3 separate regions of the Homo sapiens genome follow, and all the other regions are linked to region 1. Evidence: chromatin contacts called from ENCODE Hi-C or POLR2A ChIA-PET data. All regions are on one chromosome and are shown on one strand. The core of a region is the stretch at or near the end of the contact, and the rest is flanking DNA. Distances in the headings are between cores, read along the strand shown.

Region 1 (2,700 bases), core at 129-2,628:
AAAAATAATCTTATGATAAAAAATTGATTTTTAAAATAATTTTTTTTTCTGTTCCAGGATCCAATCGAGGATCACATGTTGCATTTAGTTATCATGACTCGTTAAATTGCATTAATTCCTTCAATTTGGAACAGTTCTTCAGCCTTTGTCTTTCATGATCCTGACATTTTTGAAGAGTGTAGGCCGTTTATTTTAACAGGATGTCCGTCAATCTGGGCTGCGTAAATGTTTTATATAATCTTTTTAAGTCTTACGTATTTCACAATTAAAAAACGAGATGCAACTCGGCGAGAAATAAAATGAACTCAGAAGCAGTAAATTTCAAGAAGGACTGTTTAGCAAGAAATCAGTAAAACAAGCCGATTTATCAAAATTCTATTTTTTAAAAAAACGACTTTTTCTTGATTCTAAAAACAAAACAGTACCAACACAGAAAACCAATTAAACATGGAAGGCCCCTCCGGTGCTAATCACCTGCACGTTCTCTCGACTCGGGAAGGCTTCCGCCAGAATCAAAAACCACGGCGCGTCATAAACTTTGCTTATTCGCAGGCGCCATTTTCTGCCTCATAGGCACCACCTCCCCTCCACTGTCGTCCCTCGGCCTCAGAGCACGCCCCTCAGCTCACGTCACCAACCTAACCTCGTTCCCAGGCTCCAGGCTCCTCCCCCCTCCCCCACGGAGGTCCCCGCTCCCTCCCTCGGACCGTTCGGCTCCATCCCGCTCTTCTGCTGACGTCACAAAGCTCGCCTCGTTCCCAGCCGCCCCGGAGCAATCGGAAACCGCTCCTCGCCCCCAAAAGTTGCATTACGCAGCGCAGGCCGCGCCCCCGCCTTATGTAGCAGAACCCACCTTCTTCCCAGGTTCCTACGCAGTTTCACTACGCAGGCCCGGCCCCACCTCCAGGACCGAAACTGGTCTCATCACAACAAACCCCATTTTGTTCTCAGGCGTCAGACTGCACCACACAGGCCCCGCCCCTTTTCCAGACGTTGCGATTCATTCAAAGGCACTTCCCCGCCCCTTTAGCCCGCTGTCCCGCCGGCCACTCCCCCGCCCCCGCACCCCGCAGCAGCTTTCCCGCGGCCCTCGGCCGCCGAATCCCCAGCGGTTGTCAATGCCCCCACCGTTCCCTCTGCCGAGGCTCCACCGCAGCCCAGCCTCACCAGCTTTCGCCGGCCCGCAGTGGACGTTCTCGCCCACTCTCGCCGTTTTCTATCTGGCGCCACTGGCTGTCCAGGCCTGGCAGCTCCTCGTGCTGTGGCTCTCTATCCTCAGTCACCGCCGCTGCCGCCGCCACAGCCGCCGCAGCAGCAGCTGGATTTGCTGCGACCGTCGCCATCGCCGTCCGTTCTCTTCTACAGCCAACGCAGCTGTGCGAGATTGGAAGACGCCCCTCAACAGCCACTTCCGGATTCTGGTCCCGGAAACGGAAGCAGAGCCCCCCAAACAGTCGCGGGGCTACTGCCATATTGGAAATGGCCCCGTGCACAGACGCGTCGAAGGGCTAGGTGGGGTAAAATCTTCAGTGGGAACCAAGAAAGACAAAAGTGCCTTGTGGGGTCCTAACGCCCTGTAGACTTAGGGCACAGGTGGCATGGAAAGTGGAGGCTGAGGTTCCCGAGGTGGGCTAGGACTCCTACCCTGGGAGCAGTGTTTTTGTTAGCCTGATCAGAATGCCCTTCATTGTACCATCAAAACCCAATGCAAAAGAGGTTTCCACCTCCAGAGACCCACCGAGGCCTGCGGGCTGTTGTTTCTCTTCCTGAACTAGATTTATTCACTAGACAAGGTGTTGAAGACAAGTTAGCCCCAGGCCCTATGTTTGTTGGAGTCATAGCAATCATAACTAAACTAGCTGTCCGCCCAGTTTAAGTGCTTTATTGGACTAAAATAGTAGCCTCAGGCAGCAGGTACTGTCCTTGTCACCCATGGGTAACAATGGGGACGCTGAGTACCAGAAACGTCCCTCAGCTAATTAGTGGTGGAGCTGCAGTTTAGACTTGAGAAATCTGGTTTCAGAGCTGTGACCTTAAACACCAGGCCAAACATTCTCCAACCGTGTGGTCCCAGTGGTCCCAGCCTGTCTACCGGTCCAAAAATCCTCTTGGGGTTTCACAAAATGAAAACTATTTTCACAATACTTTTTCACTCTCATTCTCTCAGGGGTGTACAGTGTGATTATCCAGAGGCTTCTGAATCCAGAGGCTATATGACATAAGCAAAAACTCTTTTGAATATCTTAAACTTTTAAGAACATAAAGGAATCCCGAGACCCAAAGTTTGAGAACCCTTGGACTAGGCCAGGGTCTCTCAACCTCAGCACTGTCATTTCTTTGTTGTGGGCATTGCAGGATATGTAGCAGCATCCCTGGCCTCTACCTACTAGATACCAAGTAGTACCCCTCAGGACAACCAAGTATCTCCAGACATTACCAAATGTCCTTTGGGGGAAAAATGTCTCTGGTTGAGAACCACTGCTCTAGGCTATGCTATTCTTTCCTCTGCTGGGGCTGCCAGCCCCGTTGATGATGACTTTAATTTCGAACCTCCCTTCCCCCTCACAATTTCATAATTTACCTATTTTCAGTTAATCTCTGCGGGGCAGGGATTGTGTCTTTATTACTGTGATTCCAGCCCCCAGCCCAGACCTGGCATAGATGAGGGGTCACAAACTCAGTTGTGTAAGCTCTGGGTGA
Region 2 (2,700 bases), core at 132-2,631, 290 kb before region 1:
GCAGGAGAATTGCTGGAACCCGGGAGGTGGAGGTTGCAGTGAGCCGAGATCGCACCACTGCACTCCAGCCTGGGTGACAGAGCAAGACTCCGTCTAAAAAATAAAATAAAATAAGAAGAATAAATGGAAAATGTGTGTGGATCCTGAGACTTTGTGAAGTTCAGTCATGTGTCCAAGATCTGAGATCTAAGCTTTGTGAATGAATCAGTAGAAACCCCTCGGCTCCAGTGTTGGCAGGTCTCCTCCTCCATGCAGCCCTCCCAGGGAACTGGCTCTGCTTGGGAAGTCTGTGGGGTCCCTGGGGCAGCAGCTGGGTGAGTCCTGGAATCAATCCTCATGTCTGGCTGCCGAGGGGCATCTCCTTCCTTAAAATCATTTGCGGGAGGCTTGGGTCGGGCCGTCCAGTCCTTCCTTAGTCTGGGACTGCAGGAGAAATGGTGGGGACCAAGCACACAGAGGCAGGTAGAGGTGTGGTAAGTGGCGATTCTGGGTGAGACAGGATGCTAATTGGATCCCACTTGGGGTGACTTGATAACGGGTTTGTGCAGGGTCACTGAGGACCCTCCTGGCTCCACGAGGATTCACTCAGCCTGGTGGTTGGACTAAGAGAAGGCCCTGTGGCCAGGAGCCCGGTTGGGTTTTGAGGTTATTCTGAAGAGGGGGTGCTGGGTGAGTTGGGGTATTGATGCCCGGCAGCCCAAGCAAAGGGTTCGAAGGACGCGGGGAGGTGGCTGCCTCCCGTCCCCCACAGGCTCCTCTGCCGCCTCCTGAACAGTTTTCCTGCCACGTCGAGGTGCCATGCTCGGGCATTCCCGGGGTCCTGGGCCAGGAAATGGCAGGTCCCTGGATCAGGAGGCCCGAGAGCTCTGGTCCTCGAGTCCCACTTCCTCTGCCCGCAGAGGGGACTGGAGGGGCGCGATTGTGCGCCACCCCGATTGCACCCAGATTCGGTCGTTTCCAGAACCTCTTCCCAGGAGCACGGGGAGCGGGAGAGCGGGAACCCCAAAGAGGAGCTCTGGGTCCGGCGAGTCCGGGTGGCGACTCGAGCTGAGCCCCCTCTCCCGCCGCAGCGCTGGGAGGGGCTCCGTCGCCAGCCGTGCCCTCTCGTCCTGCTCACTCACCCGGGCCTAACGACAGCAGCTGGCTCTGCGAGGGGTTCCCCGGGTTGGGGCCCCTAAATTAACACGCGGAGGGCCAGGGGGAGGCAGGGGAAGGGGGGCGGGGCAAAAGCTGCAGGGAAGCAAAACGGAGGAGGAGGTGCAGACAGGAGCGAGGAACGGCGGGCAGCGGGCTCGGCCCAGCTTCACGATGCGAACGGGAGGGGGCGCCAGAGACCGCCAGAGGCCAAGGTCCAGCGCTACTGCGGCACAGGCGCCGCCGCGTAGTCCGCAGTCAGAGGGCGGGGCCCGCCTTCGCAGCCACGGTCACGGTCGTGTTCACCCAGGCTCCGCAACCACCCGCAGAGCTCACGACGTGAAGGAGCAGCCCTCCTCCTTTCCTCTTCCCTCACCTCCTCCATCTTCTCCATCCTCCTCTTCTTTTGATAGATTGATGGATCAGAGATGGATGTGTGTGTGCGCGTACGCGTGTAAAGATACTTATCAAAGCATTATCCTTAAAAAAGGAAACATCTGAAGCCACAGGGAATATGAAATTAAAGAAACTCAGGTAGACAGTCTCTTTAAAAATATTATGGAACCATTTGAAAAATTGTTTATCAATACTATGTAACATCATGGGAAATTATTTTCATGTACTATTAAAGCAAAAAAGGCAGGATACACACACAGAAATCTCCATGTAAAAATGTGAACTATACACAGAACAGGAATGATCATCAAAACTCCCTCCAAGTACGAACAATGGTTTTCTGCAGGTGTGGTAATGCCTTTGTAGAATGTGCATAAATTCATATTAAAATAAATGGAAGCCTTTCCTTTTTATAGATAAAGGGAAGCCAGGTACATCCCAGGCTGTGGCCAGGCAGGAAAAGGAGCTGGGCAGGGCTTGAGGAGGGCACCGGGGCTCCTTGGTAAGGCGATGTCCAGATGTCACCCAGGCCTGTGGGTCGGTCCTACATATCTGTGCACCCCTTCCCCTAATACCCAGATATCCCTTTTCCTTAACAATCCCCACCCTGATATACACCACAGACCTAAACTCTTAGTCCATATGCCTCTGGAAATAAACTCCTGTCAACATTTGTCTGTTCAAAACAGTTAAGAATCTCTCAATTGATCTAATGAATTGAAGAAATCTATCCCCACGTTAGAAACATGCACATGTTGGCCCTGATTTAATTTCCCAGTAACTACAATTCCCCAGTAACTACATATGCATATGTACCGGACAAACAAGGCAGCTTTCCATTCCCAACTCCTCTTCCCTGGCTGATGGTTCTCAGGAGAATCTAGGCATCTGAGCCCTAGCCCCAGCACCCTAATGGAGAGTGCAGGGCACCTGGATAGTGGAGGCAGGCCTAGAAGCTTTTGGTGTAAAAGATGAAATTGAAATAAAAAGACCCACAGGTAACCATGTGTCAAGCACACATCTGGTACCCAATACATCTTTATGGAATAAAATAGACATTAAAATGCTACAGGTATAAGTTAAAATATTGGCAAACTGACTAGCAAGGTTTAGAAATCCACATTTAAGACTGGTCTAGTGGTGATAAATTCCGTCAGCTTTTTCTTGTCA
Region 3 (2,807 bases), core at 127-2,626, 350 kb before region 1:
GGGAAGGCCATCCTGAGAAGGTGACGTTTGAGGCAGCCACCCATGTGGATACCTGGGGGGAAAGTGTACCAGGCAGAGGGAGCAGCCAGCATGCAGATCCTGTGGTGGGCTTGGGCACAGAGTACTCAAGGAAGTGTGAGGATGCCAGTGTGGCTAAAGCAGAGGAAGTGCAGGGGCGAGTGGAATCATTCTAGAGGTAAGTGCCATGGTGAGCCCCACTGGACTGAAAGGGAAACCAAGGCAGAGTGTGTGGGCTGAGTGGGGTGAGGACTCACCGAGGTCGGAATTGCAGAAGGCCGTCTGTGGGTGGGGTGGGACACAGGTGCAGGCCCTGCTGGGGGCTATCAGCCACAGCAACAACAGGATGCCAGAAGCCAGGGGCTCAAAGGGGGCCATGGTGGGTTCTGTGGGGAAGGGGGATGTCAGGCAGGCCCCGGCCCAGCTGATCTGCTGACCTGGGCAGGTCATCCACCCCATCTTGCCCCGGGGCAGCCTATGGGGGGGATTAGGGGGCTGGATTTGGGCTTGAGGGGTTGGTAAGCTTAGGGATTTTAAGGGGATTGGGGAGCGCAGAGGAATTTAGGGTTTAGAGAGTTGGGAGAGTTTAAATTATTGAGGGACTGAGTGAGTTGCGGGGTTATGGGGTTGTGGCACTTGGGGGAGAAGGGGGCTGAGGAAGTTTGAGGAATGAGGGGATTGGGGAATTCTGGAGGTTGAGGAGTTTGGGGGTGAGGAATTTGGGATTGGGGGCTGGAGGAGTTTGGAGACGGCAGAGTTTAGGGGTTGTGTATATTAAGAGATATAAGAGGCTGGGGGAATTTAGGGAGGTTGAGGAATTTGGAGGAGGTTGGGGGTTTAGGGAGCTGGGGGAGTTTGGAGGTTGAAGGGGTTGGGGGAATTTGGGGGCTTAAGGCAATGGGGATACTTGAGGAATTTGAGGGCAAAAGAAGTTTGGGAGCTGGGGAACTGGGGATTGGGGAGCTGGGGGAGTTTAGGGAGCTGCAGGGGTTAGCGGTGGGTATTTAGGGGGCGATGAGGGAAATTTCGGGATGAAGGAATTTGCGGGGGGATTTGGAAAGCATTTGTGATATTAGGGGGTCATGGGTTTGGGGGAATTGGGGGCGGATGTCAGGGGTTCTAGGGAGTTTGGAGCCTCGGGGTTGGGAAAGCAGTTCCAGCCTCCGACCCTCTTCCCCCTAGACTAGCCCAGGGTCCTGGTACCCGCAGGCCAAGCTGAGTAGACAGGCATCTGGCACGGGAGTGCACGGGCCTGGTGGCCAGCACCCAAGCTGCAGCCCAGCTCCGGTCCCTGCTGGGCCACCCCGGGCCCTGCTTACCTCTGGTGTCTCTCTGGGCGCTGGATCTGCGGCGATGGCGGCAGGGCCTGAGCGCTAGAGGATAAATGTCCACGCTAGGGGCGGGGGTGGCAGCGGGTGCGGAAACCACAGGCCTCCAGGCTTCCTGGATGCATTACTCATCCACCCACCATCAGTGCAGAAGCCAAGGGGCGGGCCGACGAAAGGAGATACACCCTCCTCCTCTCCCACCCGCCTCCTCTCCCTCTCCCTGGGCCTCGCCCGGGCCAGCCACCTCCCCCACCTCCACGTCAGTCACTATTCCTTCCAAGCCGCCTCAGCGGAGAGCTTAGAGGCCGCATTTCCCCCGGCCCAGTCCCCTAAAGTCTCCAGAATCTATCCAATCACCCACATCCCCCAAGCTCCCTATGACTCAAACCCAAATTAGTTCAGCCCTTCAACATTTATTGTGCATCTACTGTGTGCCAAGCACACAAAAATCCCTTGTTTTGTATGTCTGACATGCTGGTGAGGGGTGGCAGAGAGGAAACAAATTAAGTAGCAGCAGTGGAGGGAGATAAGGCAGGTGAAAGGGGAGGAATACAAAATGGGGAAACTGAGGCACGGAGTGGTTAAGTGACTTACCCAGGATCACAGAGTCAATACATGGCAGAACTGAGACTGGAACTCAGGTGGCCAGGAGCCAAAGCCAGGGTCTCAAATAACACAGGCAAATAGCCGGCATTTATACAGCACCTACTGTATACCAGGCACTCAGCATAGTTTATCTCACTCAAAGCTCACAACAAATCTCTGAGATGGGTACCGGTTCTTATTCCCGTTTTACGGATGAGGAAATATGGGGCGTAGAGGAACTGTAGAATTTTCCTAAGATCACAGGGCATGGCCGGGATTCAAACAGAGGCTACCTGGCACCAGGGTTGTAACTCAGGAGTGGCACCGTCCTAGCAAGCAGGGAATGGTGCGGGTGAATGAATGAGCATTGGGAAGGGGGTGGCCATGAATGATGGTGAAAGAAGCAAGTGAGTGGGTCAGTAGAAAACTAATCCCCACCCCATCCTGCCCTGCCCCCTCCCCATGGACCTGTACCCCTGGTGGGGGGTGGGGTGGGGCAATCCTTGCCCACCAGCTTTCTGACAATGCAGGAACCTTCCCTGGGGTTCTGATTAACATCCTTAATTCGAGGAGGATAGATCAATAATAATAATTGTAGTGATGATGGCAGCCACTTATTGAGCACTTTCTGTGTACTATGTGCTAAAGTGTTTGTATAAATTATCTCATTCACTCACCATACTCCCTTGCTAATTAAGTTTGATTAACTCAGGGATGATAGCCCAATAACAAGAACACAACAAAAACTACCAGCAGCCCTTATGGAGTGCTTACTGCGTATCCAGCACTATTCTGGGTGGGAGGAATGTGAGGGATGAGAAATTGCCTAATGGGTACAATGTACACTATTTGGTTGATGGGGACACTAAAAGCCCA

What was found. Hi-C counts contacts between places; a loop is a spot of excess contacts on that map. ChIA-PET counts read pairs that join two places held with the same protein, here RNA polymerase II (POLR2A). Pooled maps may share reads with other maps.
Region 2: a loop to region 1 is called in a map of gastrocnemius medialis, with 3 times the contacts of the local background. The contact joins the enhancer-like site here to the promoter of USP11 in region 1. A Hi-C loop is called at or near these places in 2 of 168 maps with a recorded cell type or tissue (gastrocnemius medialis and sigmoid colon), 11 of 37 single-sample maps with no recorded cell type and 15 of 50 pooled maps. POLR2A ChIA-PET finds 5 or more read pairs at or near these places in 15 of 52 experiments (A549, AG04450, B cell and 12 more).
Region 3: a pooled map shows a loop between it and region 1 (15-fold over the local background). The contact joins the promoter of TIMP1 here to the promoter of USP11 in region 1. A Hi-C loop is called at or near these places in 2 of 37 single-sample maps with no recorded cell type and 8 of 50 pooled maps. POLR2A ChIA-PET finds 5 or more read pairs at or near these places in 2 of 52 experiments (OCI-LY7 and activated B cell).

What each region holds. Positions count from the first base shown.
Region 1 is chrX:47,231,687-47,234,386 of GRCh38, reverse strand. It overlaps USP11 (ubiquitin specific peptidase 11), which reads right to left and starts at 1,378. Exons shown (of 21, transcript NM_001371072.1): 1 at 1,168-1,378. The coding sequence starts at 1,343. RefSeq lists enhancers at 440-1,023, 1,449-1,498 and a cis regulatory region at 501-1,723.
Region 2 is chrX:47,522,197-47,524,896 of GRCh38, reverse strand. No RefSeq gene overlaps it. Among named protein-coding and RNA genes, the nearest start is that of ARAF, 38 kb to the left of the region's middle. RefSeq lists silencers at 1,060-1,109, 1,170-1,239. Within about 2 kb of position 1,381, at least 4 of the 41 ENCODE cell types and tissues checked have a DNase peak (open chromatin) inside an H3K27ac peak, as active enhancers do.
Region 3 is chrX:47,581,005-47,583,811 of GRCh38, reverse strand. TIMP1 (TIMP metallopeptidase inhibitor 1) reads right to left here and starts at 1,376. Exons shown (of 6, transcript NM_003254.3): 1 at 1,338-1,376; 2 at 276-404. The coding sequence starts at 396. The region is part of intron 5 of SYN1 (synapsin I); the gene reads left to right. RefSeq lists silencers at 1,419-1,518, 1,579-1,728.